Regions from separate parts of the Homo sapiens genome. Here region 1 is linked to region 2. The links are chromatin contacts, found by Hi-C or POLR2A ChIA-PET in ENCODE. All regions are on one chromosome and are shown on one strand. Each heading gives the region's core, a stretch centred on a gene start or an enhancer-like site at or near the end of the contact. The rest is flanking DNA. Distances are from core to core; before and after follow the strand shown.

Region 1 (6,147 bases), core at 75-2,574, 93 kb before region 2:
GGGCACCTGATAGCTCAGCTGGGCAGTCCCAACGCATTCCCACTCAGCCAAGGGCCTGAGCCCCAGGCCATTCTGGTTGTGTCTTTTCAGAGCAGTGAGACCTAAAACAGATGGGAAGAAGTCATGAACTTGGGAGTCAGGCCGCTTCACCTGTCTTCTCACCCCACAGGCTCCCCTGAGCCTGGCCCAGCCAGCAGCTCACCCAGCCTCAGGCCTCCTGGGGGGCAGCAGCCACACTGCCCGTGGCGCTCTGCGCCAAGCACTGTCCAGGGATAGTCCCGCTGATGTTGTGGATGGCACCATAGGTCTGCTGCTGCTGCTGCTGCGGAGACAGTGCTGTCCTCTCCGAGGCCAAGCCGTTCAGAATCCGAGGCACGTAGGGCTGTCAGCAAATGGATTTGTGCTTGGCCTGGACAGGCATGAGCTTCCACACTGCATCCCTCCCCTCCTGCCCTTCTCCCAACAGGACACAGACAGTGGCCATAAAGGACATATGAAGAAACACCGACATCCATTTAGGACATTAAGACCGAAAATATGACACCTGCAGAATTTCCTAGCAGCCAGGGCAAAAGAGAAAGCACAGTTATACAGTTCTCATGATCACAGAAGGAAGCACAAGAGAGCAGTTCTCAGAGGAAACTAAACTTCCTAGCCCTGGATCCTAGGAGGATTTCTCACTTTGTAGAAGAAACAAGTCTACCTATATAGGGGGGCTTAGAACGCTGCCCTGGGACCCCTGGGATGCTCAACATATCTGTGTGAGTCTCATTTTGAGTCTCATTTCCTCCCAATCCCAGGCTCCAGCCACTGACCCCAGGCACAGAGCCCTGCCATACTCCTCCTGAGACCCTGGCTGTGAGGGCTTGACATCATCCACCTGTCCTGCATGTTCCCTGCTTGGCCAGCATAGCCACAGGTGTGTCGCTGGGTAATGAGTCCTTCTGAGGCCCTCCCTTGTTTGGAACTTGTCCAAGGACAGACACCGATAAGAGAGCCTGACACCTGGGAGGCAGCCACCAGAAAGAACCCTGCAGATGAGGTCGGCTCTGTCCTGGCCACGGCTGTCAGGAAGGCTGGTGACTACAGCTCTGGAACCCTGGGGCTCTGCTTTCCCTTCCCAGCCCCACCCTAGGAGCAGGACCCTGGAGGCTGTGTGCAGAGAGAACTAGGAAGGCAAGGAGCCCTGTGTCTCTCTACCATGGGGTCTTCCTCTGAAGCAGGTGCAATGTTCATTTCTTGAATTCAAAGGGAAGTCTGCCTGACACCCTCTTGGAGCCTAGTGGAGGACCTCGCACAGGCAGGTGCATCGCTGATGACAAACCTTTGTCAAACCCTAGCGCCTTACCATGTGCCTTCACTAAAGCCCCAAACTCACCAGGCATTAAATATGCAGAGAAGGAAAGAGAGCAGGGAACTGAAACCAAGGGGGATGGCCATGAATCGAGACAAGACTCTATCTCCTCAACAGTTTCAAATATGCAGGTTAAAATACCCAGGGGGACCAGGATTCCTTCTCTGCCATTAATTCACAAACTTGCCTGCCATGTGATCTTAGCAAGAGATGATCAAAGATTTGCCGGGGCCCATCTGGTTGGGACTGTTACAACCAAAGCAAAAAAAAGGGCGACAAGCTCAGAGGCTGAGGGGCACAGCTTACTGTGAACGGTGGGGGCATGTGGGCCTCTGCCTCACTTCCTTTGTCACTTGCAGGCTCTTCTGTCTGCAGATAACAGCAAAAACTTGCGATGATAAACAAAACTGATCTCTGTGAACAAACACCCTCCAAACACACAGACTATTAACACCCGGAATAATAGTACCAGCTGGCACCAAGCTCCCCAGCAGCCCGAGAGAGGATGGGGTGGGGGAGTGCAGGGATGAGGGGAGGAAGGGAAGCTACACATGGCACCCAACCACCCACGCCTTTCCCATGGAGAAGCAGAATCTGGAGAAGGCTGCTGCTGTGTTGATACAGACAAGGGTGGGCGGGGTTGACAGCGAGCCCGTCCCACCATCTGTTCCTCCCAGGGCTTGACCGGGCAGTGGGGTCGGGGGCCTTTACTTTGTAGTTCAGAGGGCTGAGGTGCTTGAAGCATCCAAAGCAGGTGTGAGCCAGGCAGACCAGGATGGTGAGCAGCAGCACCAGGAAGGTGAACAGAGTGGCGGGGGCCTTCATACCTGGTGATAGAGGGTGGCTAGCCTTGGGGTGGGCAGGGAGGGGCCACCACCTACCCTCACCCTGCTGAGGAAGGGGCCGCACCTGGTGTGGAAACTGCCCGTGACTTCTCCCTCAGGCAGAAAATAAAGGTAAGGCCTAACCCCCCACCCCCACCCCTCAACTCCAGCAGCAAGGATGGTGTCTTCACAGCCAGGAACACACAGAGGGACCCACTGAATGACTGGCATCATCCCTGGTCAGATTTCAGGCACTGGGGTGCCAAGTCAATGGCAATTCTTCAGCCTCCTTGCTGGTCCGTTCCCTCCAGTCTCCAGTGCCCTGGGCTAGAGAGGATGGACCCTCCCACACCCCCAGTCTGACCGGGGCAGACGTGTCTTTCCCCCAGGAGTGTCAGTTTTCTCTCCTCCACGTCCCCACCTCTTCCATGCCAGGAGGTACAAGGAGCTGGGCCCAACCACCAGCCTCAAAGGGCAAATCTGGATCAGCTTCCCCATTTCCTCTGGTTCAGTCCCTGCACAGCTGATAAAGGCACTATCTTCTCTCCAGGGATGTATGGGACAATTGACCAGGCCTTCACAAGGGTTACACCTGCACTCGGGCTAGCTTAGGAGCCAGGCTGTCAACACCACACCCAACCAGCCCCTCACCCTGGGTATCATGTTTTGATTGGACACCTAACCAGTCCTCACTCTGGGCACCACATTCTGACTAGACATGTAACCAACCCTCATTCTGGGTACCACGTTCTGATGGGACACCTAACCAGCCCTCACTCTGGGCACCACATTCTGACTGGATGCCATGCTGATGCTGTGAAAGCAATGAGGGATCTGACTGGCTGGTGGGGATGCAGGGCTGGGAGGCCAAGGGCTGGCCCCAGGTCAGAAGGGCTGCTCACCCAGGCGCAGGAAGGAAAAGAAGTAGAGCCAGAAGAGGCACAGGATGGGGGCTGCCAAGGCCTGGTTCACAGCGGCAAAGTGGATCCCCTTCTCCAGCTTGGCTGGGAGGTAGACGAAGTAGAGGTTGTGCCGGTCCACCATGTGCTTGAGCAGGATGTAGATGAGGCCTGCAGGGGATGGGGCTGTGAGCTGGAGACCTCGCAGGGCCACACAGACACCTCTGTCCTCTTCCTCTCCGGGGCGGCTATTTTGGCAAGGAGCCAGGGCTGGGGCTGCTGCTCTACTGCCTGAACACAAAATGAGGCATCCTGCACCTCTGGCTACTAGTTTTTTTTCACTTTCTCTCTCCTACCCACTTCCTCACTTATCTGTGACCCCAAGGTGTAGGGGATCGGTCAGGGTGGTGGGAGAAAATTTAAGATAAAGTTATAGGAAATAGACACAAACCTTCTTGGAAAGCCGAGAGGTTTGCATAGCTTCAGTAAAGGGTTTGGCTGAAGGCAGCTGAATTCTCTTAAAAGCTTAGGGTGCAGATACATAGGAATGTGGGGGAGTTTACCTAAATAGCTTGTTTACTCATGTGGTCCTAAGACCAACCTTTGATCATCCACTGGTGCATGATTGCTCGCTATTCAGGGGGTCGGCAATGTTAATTACCCTCTAGTGGTGTTTACTCGAGACCTTTGTCATTTAGTCTGTACTAAATAAATGCGAACTTCGCCTGGCATTGAGGACTACACTGCAGACTCAGGCTGCAGAGCCCCTTAGCCGCACTGACAGGCAAAATATCTGTCAGTGTATGTCTGTCTGTCTGTTTTTTTGAGACAGAGTCTCTGTTGCCCAGGCTGGAGTGCAGTGGTGCGATCTCGGCTCACTGCAAGCTCCGCCTCCTGGGTTCATGCCATTCTTCTGCCTCAGCCTCTCAAGTAGCTGGGACTACGGGCGCCTGACACCATGCCCGGCTAATTTTTTATATTTTTAGTAGAGATAGGGTTTCACCATGTTAACCAGGATGGTCTCGATCTCCTGACCTCGTGATCCGCCCACCTTTGCCTCCCAAAGTGCTGGGATTACAGGCGAGAGCCACCGCACCCGGCAGTGTATGTCTTTCATCCGTCGCTGGGTCAGGGTCTGTGGGACAGACCCTGCACCAAGGGAGTCACAGTGTCTGTGATCCTGTCCCCACAGAACACTAACATTCCAGAATCATCTTGGAAAGAGGCTGTTTCACAGTTGGATGCCTGGCCTCAATTCCTCCCCAGCCCTTCCCATGCTGAGCCCCTGTATGTCAGTGCTCCCACACCCCTGGCCTTCTCCCACCCGGCTGATCCCTGCCCTCATCACAGTCAACAGAGAATGAGGCCCAAGGGTCTTACCCCAGGGGTGGCACAGGAGCACACAGGGGACCAACAGAAAGTGGGTGCTGCCTTTTCTATTATGCCAGGTTCTTTTGTTTTTTTATTTTTTATTTTTTTTGAGATGGAGTCTCGCTCATTGGTCAGGCTGGAGTGCACTGGTGCAATCTTGGCTCACTGCAACCTCTGCCTCCTGAGTTCAAGTGATTCTCCTACCTCAGCCTCCCGAGTAGCTGGGATTACAGGCGCCTGCCACCATGCCCAGTTAATTTTTGTATTTTTAGTAGGGACAGGGTTTCATCATATTGGCCAGGTTGTTCTTGAACTTTTGACCTCAGGTGATGCACTGCCTAGGCCTCCCAAAGTGCTGGGATTACAGGCATAAGCCATCGTGCCCAGCCCCAGGTTCTTTTTTAAAAAATAAATTTTGTTTTGAAAGTGTAAATACTGTAGATTTTTAAAACTACACAAGAAAGTATACAGGGAAAACTAAAACAACTTTTCCCCCTAAAACTCAGCTATCACTGCCAGCAGTCTCTTGGGTTTTTTGTTTCCTTCTAGAGCCTTTCATTAATCTGCCAGTTGCAGATGTTTTATTTCAGTGGCCAGGACCTTGGTCTTTAAACAGTCCTGAGTTCAAAGGCTGGTTCTCCTGCTTACTAACAACATACGAAGTTATTTTGTGTGAAGGGGGAATAGAAACAGGAACTGCCTTGTAGGATGAGGTGAGAAATGTGGTAATCCACGTGGAGGCAGGCATCTGCCAGAGTGAAAGCAGCACGAGAGCTTTGATTGTGACTCTGGCACTGTCTTACTTGCTGCTAAAGAAATCAACCATGAACGACATAGTCAGTGGGCAGAGAACCTCAGACCAGAAATACTAAGAGAGGTCCTAGCTGAGGGCCAGTGGGAGGAATTCATTTAAAAATGAATGAGGCCGGGTGCTGTGGCTCATGCCTATAATCCCAGCACTTTGGGAGGCTGAGGCGGGTGGATCACCTGAGGTCAGGAGTTCAAGACCAGGCTGGCCAACATGGTGAAACCCCATCTCTACTAAAAATACAAAAAGTTAGGCAGGCATGGTGGCGGGCACCTGTAATCCCAGCTACTCAGGAGGCTGAGATGGGAGGATGGCTTGAGCCCAGGAGGTGGGGGTTGCAGTAAGCCAAGATCATGCCACTCCAGCCTGGGCATCAGCATGAGACCCTGTCTCAAAACAAAAAAAGAAAGAAATGAGTGAAATCTGGTGTCACGTGAGTCTTTAGCAGCTTGTGGCTCTTGTGGCTGTGGTTTTGGGAACTCCATTGTGCCCTGGTGATAGCTGTCCCCGAGAGGTTTGGTGCAATCAGCCGTCCATGTACCCATGTACCCTGGGACAGGCTCCAGGGCCACTCACCAAATGGCGCGATGATGGGACAAGTGATGCTGTAGGCCACGATGACAGTGAAGACACACAGCATCCATGCATACATGGCTCCAAACTCGTACTGGAAGGCCTGGTTCTGGGAGGAGGAGGTGGTGAGGAGCTCATGGACTTGTTCCACCTCAAACACCCTTTTGTGCTCTCTAAGTGGTGATGGGAGAGCAGGGTGGAGGAGGACTTTGGAAATAGGAGATGCGTGGCTCCCCGCCTCCCAAGGTCCTTCCCATCCCTCCCAGCCTGCCCTGCTTCACTCAGTGCACCCAGCCCTCCCGAGGCATGGTGATGCGT
Region 2 (6,771 bases), core at 1-2,500:
TGGCCTCCGACGCCAGGAACCTGCCGGCCACCTCTGGGGACAAGAGCAGGGTCAGCAGGGCCTCCCCGGACTCCAGCGGAGCTCTGAGGATGGCAGGGCCACTGAGCTGGCAGCCAGGCCAGGAGACACCGGCCCTGTTCTATCTCTGGGGCAAACCCAGTTTACAAATCTTCCTTGGATCTGGGCCTTGTTTAGTAACAATTTCCATCCAGCAGGCAGGGGGGCCTGTGGGACCCTGGCTAGCAAGTTTGCCTCAGCTGAGATGCTGGGAGCAGAATCCTCACCCAGGTGCCTGGCACTGGCTCTAGCTCTGGGCACTGAGGAGCTAGGGAGGCGAGAGGCTGCAGGAGGATTCAGGCCCAGTTGCACCCCTGACAGCCAGGTATAACCCAGGTAGTCTACTTAGGTATTTTTCAGTTATCCAAACACGCTTCTATCCACAAGGACTCACTTTGACGTTCACAGTGCTGGGAGATGGCGAAGACATAGTCATACCCCTGTTCCAGATGAGCACATGGTGGAGAGAGGATTTTAAAGCCATTTACTCAAGGTCAGGCTCAGACCAGAGTGGCAGTGTGAAAACATACCCTGGGAGTCCAGCTGCACCAAGTGCCTTGAGGCACACACTCACCTGCTCCCCCAGCTCTACTTTCTCTCCTCTACCCTCCCCTTCTCTGAAGTCTTGGTTTTTCCAGCAGGTCTAGCCTGGTGCACCTCCCCTGGGCTGGAGGGGGGCCTCAGTGCACAGCTGGAGACCCTGGACCCAGGCCCGGCTCCTCCTCACTGCTCCTTGGACCGTGGCCCTCACACAGCCTCCCACAGAGTCCCAAAAGGCCAGGGGCCCTTCGACACCTCCAGAGTGGGCACAACCGGCCTGCCCCCGACCATGGGACCGGGGCCAGCAGGGAGGGAGGGTCTCACCTCGGAAGCTCTGGCTGAACCTCTTTCCGCGGGAGCGGTCCCCGTGGCTGCGCCGCAGCAGGACTACATACTGGGCCCTCACGTGGGCGGGGATGACCAGCTTCTCCATGTCGGCCCTGTCCAGTACGGGCACCTCGCTGAGCTGCAGCTGCCGCAGCAGGCTGCCCAGGAGCTGCTCCTCGGTCAGGGCCGCCCCGGGGCCAGCCAGGGGCAGCACCCAGAGTGCCCAGCAGAGCCACAGGGGCCACATGGTGCTGCCCTGGGGGAGCAGGAGGCAGAGTGGGGCTGTCCTCTAGGGAGGTTGAAGGAGGGTCTCAGGCAGCTGGGTGTGCTGAGAGCCAGGCTGGGCCAGCTTTATAGCTGGCCCTGGGCTGGCCTGGGGTGAAGGGAAGAGGGAGGGAGGGAGGGAGGGAGGTCACACCCCTGGGACCTCCTGGGAGCTCACAGCCAGACAGGTCCCTGAGCCTGGAGGAGGGGGCTGTCTAGAAAGGACAGGGCTGTCTGGATGCCACCCAGGCCTGGGGCCTCTGGCTGTGCTGTCAGCAGCTTGACAATATTTTTAGTGCCTGTTGAATTTTCCTGGCCTTACCCCAGCCCTGTTCTATGAAAAAGTGAGTCTATTCTGTGAAAAACAAAGTCCTGCTAGCCAGCTGCTTAAATCTCTTTAAGTCTCTTCTGGAGGCTGGGCTGGGTCCAGGTCTGCAAATCATAAAGGAAGGGCGGGAAGGATTCTGCCTTCCTGCTGGTTCTGGCCACATTCACAGAAGCCCCTTGGTCATCTCCCTCCAACCTACACTCCTTGCACACCCCCTGCCTCTCCCCACACCAGGGGTCCCTCAGGGTTGTCGCACCGTCCTTGCCCTCCCCCCATGACATCCTCTGTCTAGACACGGTCAGGACACAAATCTGGCAGCTCTACTGTCTTTAGGAGTCCCAGGAACAGCAATTTCAGCAAGTGCCTTTGCAGTCACGTGACCACAGCACAGGAGTCCTCCCTTCAGACAGCAGAATTATTCTGGGGTGTGCTCTCCCCAGTGAGCTGGCTGGCCGGTTCATGCCACCAGCACTCAGCTGGAGCCCAGGTCATTTCCAGACACAGACAAGGGACAGGGACTTAGAAAGCAGAGGCCAGAGCTGCCCAAAGGCATGGCCTGTCCAAAGCCACAGGTACTGGGGGCAGATTGAGGTGGGAGCCCCCCTGTGTCTCTTCAAACACACATTTTAGACTGGCCACGTTCAAATATGAGAACTGCCATCTGCTAACTGTTTGACCTGCTAGCAAGTGAGTTAACTTCTCAGTGCCTCAGTTTCCTCATCTACAGAAAGAGGGTGATGATCATAAGGTCTTCTTCATAGGGTTAGTGTGAAGATTAAATGCATTAATACATGCAGGATGTTTCACCCAGTGTCTAGTGACAGGTAAACACTCTGTAAGGGTTTGCTATCATTATTATCTGCCTGAAATCTGCATTCACAGGGTCGTGGCTTTTTGCATTTTTTTTTTTTTTTTGACGTAGCCTCACTCTGTCACCCAGGCTAGAGTGCAGTGGCGCGATCTAGGCTCACTGCAACCTCTGCCTCCTGGGTTCAAGCAATTCTCCTGCCTCGGCCTCCCGAGTAGCTGGGACTACAGGCGCATGCCACGCCCGGCTAATTTTTTGTATTTTTAGTAGAGATGGGGTTTCACCGTGTCAGCCAGAATGGTCTCGATCCCCTGACCTGGTGATCCGCCTGCCTTGGCCTCCCAGAGTGCTGGGATTACAGGCATGAGCCACCGTGCCGGGCCAGGTCGTGGCTTTTTATAAAACTCTCAACAACAATAATAGCACACATTTCCTGAGTGCATGTGCCAGTCATTGTTCTAAGCTCTGAATGTGTATTCACACAGCCCTTAGGAGGCAGGTGTCAGTTTCAGGTGCATCTTGCAGATGCAAGGTCAGACCACTGCCTGGGGAAGTGACCTGCTCGCCAACCTCAATGAAGGGCTTGGGAGCTAAATGGAGCCTCTGTCTCTGTAGGCATCTCCTTCTGGCACTGGCATAGGGGATTTGAGGATGTGCAGGGGGAAGCTCTTCCCAAAACTCCACAGCCTCACTTGCCCATGTTCTGTCGCATGAGTAAGGATGGTGGAGGAGGACAAGGACCCTGGGCCAAGGGGGCTGCCGGGCAAGGGGCATCCCCCTTCACCTTCTAAATGGGGGCACTCTGGCCCCTTTGTGGGAATGCTGTGTCACTGACAGGTCTCTCCATGTCATCCCCCTTCACCTTCTAAATGGGGGCACTCTGGCCCCTTTGTGGGAATGCTGTGTCACTGACAGGTCTCTCCATGTCATCCCCCTGCTTCTGTCCTCAAACATTTCAGGCAGAGGAAGAGGGAATCTTCTGGTGCTCGAAGGTGGAATTTCTTTTGGATGAAAGCCCAGGGACTTCATGCCACCACATATATATGCAAATGCATATGTATATGTATATGGAAGTCTCATATTTGAACCCAGCCAGTCTACAGTGTGTGTTTGAGGAGGCATGGGGGGCTCCCACCTCAATCTGCCCCCAGTACCTGTGGCTTTGTACAGGCCATGCCTCTGGGCAGTTTTGGCCTCTGTTTTCTAGGTTTCTGTCCCTTGTTCTGTGTCTGGAAATGACCTGGGCTCCAGCTGAGTGCTGGTGGCATGAGCCAGTCCACTAGCTCACTGGGGAGAGCATACCCCAGAATGATACTGCTGTCTGAAGGGCTTTTAGCAGTGTGTGTGTTGGGGGAGTGTTTAGCATCAGAGAAGGGGGAGGGATAAGAATAACACTGATAATAAACGTAATGGGCTGAGTGTGGTGTGACTCACGCCTGTAATCTCAGCACTCGGGGAGGCCAAGGCAGGAGGATCACTTGAGGCCAGGAGTTCGAGGCCAGCCTGAACAATGTAGCAAGACCCCATCTCTACAGATAAGCATAAATAATAACCACAATGGCTAATAGTGCTTGTGGGCCATGCACTGTTCTGAATGTTTTATATTTATTGTTAACTCTTTATTCTCACCATAACTTGAGGAGGAAGTTGCTGTTATTATTTCCTTTTTATAGATGAAGAAACTGAGCATAAAACTGCTGTCTGACTAGCCCAAAGTCATACAGATAGTAGATGCTAGAGCTCAGGGTATCTGAAGGGAAGGAACAGGGATTTGGTCACATGTGTCCACAAACCAAGGTAAGAGGAAATACAGAAATCCTAACAGCTGACCCCGGGGTGGGAGAAGGAGACCCTTGGGGTCATAGAATCATGACCTCAGCTGCTTCTCTGTTTCCCTTTCCTTTTCTCTCCCATCTATATTTCCGTGGGATTTGTGTAATTCACAAGGAGGAATTCAAATCCCATCTTGGCACTCATCTCCCATAGTTGGAACATCCCGTGAAATATAAATTCCCACCACTGTGTCCGGTCCAAACAAGACCTCCTGTTCTCTCTGTGACAAGGGTAGCTTTCTTCAAAAGAGAAGCTGTTGCCTTTCTTTGCAAGTGATTAACAGGGAAAGGACTTACTTGATGCAAACATTTGGGTCTTAAGTCAGGCCAAAAGGTGCAGAAGTGTCACATTTACAGGCAAGCCGGGACCTGCGGGCCTCAGTCTCTGGAAGCTGTTCTGGGCTGGTGTTTCATAAATATGCAATAGTCCACTACCCTTGCTGCTGGGTGACAGGAAGCCCTGTGGCTTATCACTGGTGCCAAGGATATCACACCCAGGCTGTCCTTGCATGCCACTACCCCCTCCCCAGAACCCCAACATATAGACCCACTGGGAGCTCACTAAGGCTGGACACTCACAATGAGACCTCACAGGCCCCTGTTCTGGTTTAGCAGGGACCTGCTGTTCCAGGGCTGAGGGAGGCCAGGCCCCTGCTGCTGCTGCTTCCCTGACCTGCAGATGCCCATTCGAGGTTCTCTTCCAGCTATGAAACACCACAGGGCTGAGAACCTCTGGAAGTCCCCAGGGATTCAGGAGCTCCTTCTACATCTGGGGTAACAGACCAGCTAAATTGAAACCTCATTTCCAGAGAAGATAGCAAAGTGGAGGGACCCCCCTACACCTTCTTGATTCCCTGCCTCCCCCTGGAGGGACCCCCCACCTTCTTGATTCCCTGCCTCCCCCAGATGTCTTGCTGATATTTCTGCATCGGCCCCTCAGCACAGGACCAAAGCTAGAGCAGAGCCCTCAACAGGAAGTGAAACTACACAGTCAATATCCAGCCTCTCTAAGGACCGATCCTGCCTGCAGGGATGGGTGTCTGGGACGTAGTGCTCAGGGTGGCCCTGGGGGCCGCTGGTAGCCTGGGCAAGTGATCCACGATTGGGAAACTGAGATCCCTTCCTGATGTTGGGGGACCTCCCTTAGGTGGAGGAGCTGGGGAACATTTAGCACCAATGGAGGGGTTTGTCCAGCCAGACGCGACTTACCCTCTTTATTTCACCTGCTAGTTTGTAGAATCAGAGAGAGCTTAGCACTGAAATTGGCTATCCAGGCCATGCTCCTGCCCCCCGGGTTTTAGAAACGAGAAAATGAGGCTCAGAGAGATGACATCTTCCCCAAACACACACAGTCGATGATCCACAATCAATACCCCCATAAAGTCAGGTCTTCCCACTCCCAGACCAAAGTTCTTTCCATGCCCTCAAACTATTTCCAGTCCTGCCCTGACCCCCTGAAGCCAGTAGGGTCATCTGTCAGCCCCAGGCAAGCTGGGGACTCAGTCAACCCAGGGTCGGGTCTGGGCAGGGGGCAGGGAGGCGTGAGAAGCAGACAAACAGACAAAGGCCAAATCCCCCAGACTCCTGAGGCCCAAGATACAGGCCTGGGTCCTAAATGTGGATTCCCGGCAGCCTGAAGAGTTTTGTTTGGGGAAATAAAATAATTGGGCAATTAGCTAGCAGCCAAAAGAAGAGCTTGAATGTGGATTGGGAAACTTTTTACAATGGTCTGATTAGTCGTCAGGAGAGAGGGCAGCCACCCTTTGTCATGCAGTGGAAGGAGCTGGGCCTCTGAGGGTCTGAGTGGAGAGTCTGGCTGTGGGGTCAGGTCAGGCTTGAAAAATTGTAAAAAAAGCCTCTTCTGTCCTGGTGGGAGGGACGGTGTTTGAAGAACAGGGAATACTACTTAACCAAGCTGTCTCAATCAAAAATTACTAAAGTGGAAAAAATGCAGACTGTTTCTGAACCTCTATTGTTAGGGGTTTTAAGATGTTGTGAAGACTTTTTTTTCTTTGGAGATGTTATGTTGCAGATGCTCTAGGTGTAATTGTATGGATGCTGTGTGAGGATGTGGATGCTTTGCACTGCCAGCTGTTTTGTTGGTGTGCATATCCGTTAGGACTGAGGCACTTAGGACCAAAGTCTCTTCCAACCCAGATGACCTTCAGATAACCCAAACTTCTCCGCTTGCTCTGTCCTCCCTGGACCACTCCTGTCTCCCTAATATGGTGTTATCCGTCCCAGCCATCCCACCCACCCAGCTTGGCCATGATGGAGCCACGAGGCAAGCTGCCCCTGAGCTTTGGGGATGGGCTCCCCATTCCTCACCTCCTCTTAGCCCCAGACAGCTTTTCCACAACCCACTGCTCCAGCACCTCCCACCTTCCACCAGGTCTGGGGATGTTCCATGGGGGAGTCTCTGGGGCTAGTGATTTCTGCCCAGAATCACCTGAGAAACCTGTGTAAATACAGATTCCTGGACCCCAACTCAGGCCTCCTGAATGGACTTTGCTGGGGGCAGTGTCCAGTAATCTGAGTGTTAAAGATTCTATGCGCATTAGGTTTGAGAAGCAGGGGAGGGTGAGGATAGGTGGGGGCCAATAGCAGGCAAGGAA

Evidence for each region. Hi-C counts contacts between places; a loop is a spot of excess contacts on that map. ChIA-PET counts read pairs that join two places held with the same protein, here RNA polymerase II (POLR2A). Pooled maps may share reads with other maps.
Region 1: a pooled map shows a loop between it and region 2 (5-fold over the local background). The contact joins the enhancer-like site here to the promoter of LEFTY2 in region 2. A Hi-C loop is called at or near these places in 1 of 37 single-sample maps with no recorded cell type and 3 of 50 pooled maps. POLR2A ChIA-PET finds 5 or more read pairs at or near these places in 9 of 52 experiments (B cell, CD8-positive, alpha-beta memory T cell, H1 and 5 more).

What each region holds. Positions count from the first base shown.
Region 1 is chr1:225,846,832-225,852,978 of GRCh38, forward strand. TMEM63A (transmembrane protein 63A) reads right to left here. Exons shown (of 25, transcript NM_014698.3): 20 at 5,833-5,938; 21 at 3,081-3,248; 22 at 2,066-2,181; 23 at 1,661-1,723; 24 at 203-382; 25 at 1-101. The coding sequence ends at 209. Among named protein-coding and RNA genes, the nearest start is that of TMEM63A, 32 kb to the right of the region's middle. RefSeq lists enhancers at 1,521-1,570, 3,399-3,945, 5,330-5,379 and a silencer at 5,190-5,239. Within about 2 kb of position 1,325, at least 12 of the 41 ENCODE cell types and tissues checked have a DNase peak (open chromatin) inside an H3K27ac peak, as active enhancers do; they include B cell, where a contact is called at or near this core.
Region 2 is chr1:225,939,970-225,946,740 of GRCh38, forward strand. LEFTY2 (left-right determination factor 2) reads right to left here and starts at 1,251. Exons shown (of 4, transcript NM_003240.5): 1 at 922-1,251; 2 at 1-33. The coding sequence starts at 1,171. RefSeq lists a silencer at 2,770-2,829 and enhancers at 3,366-3,945, 5,682-6,261.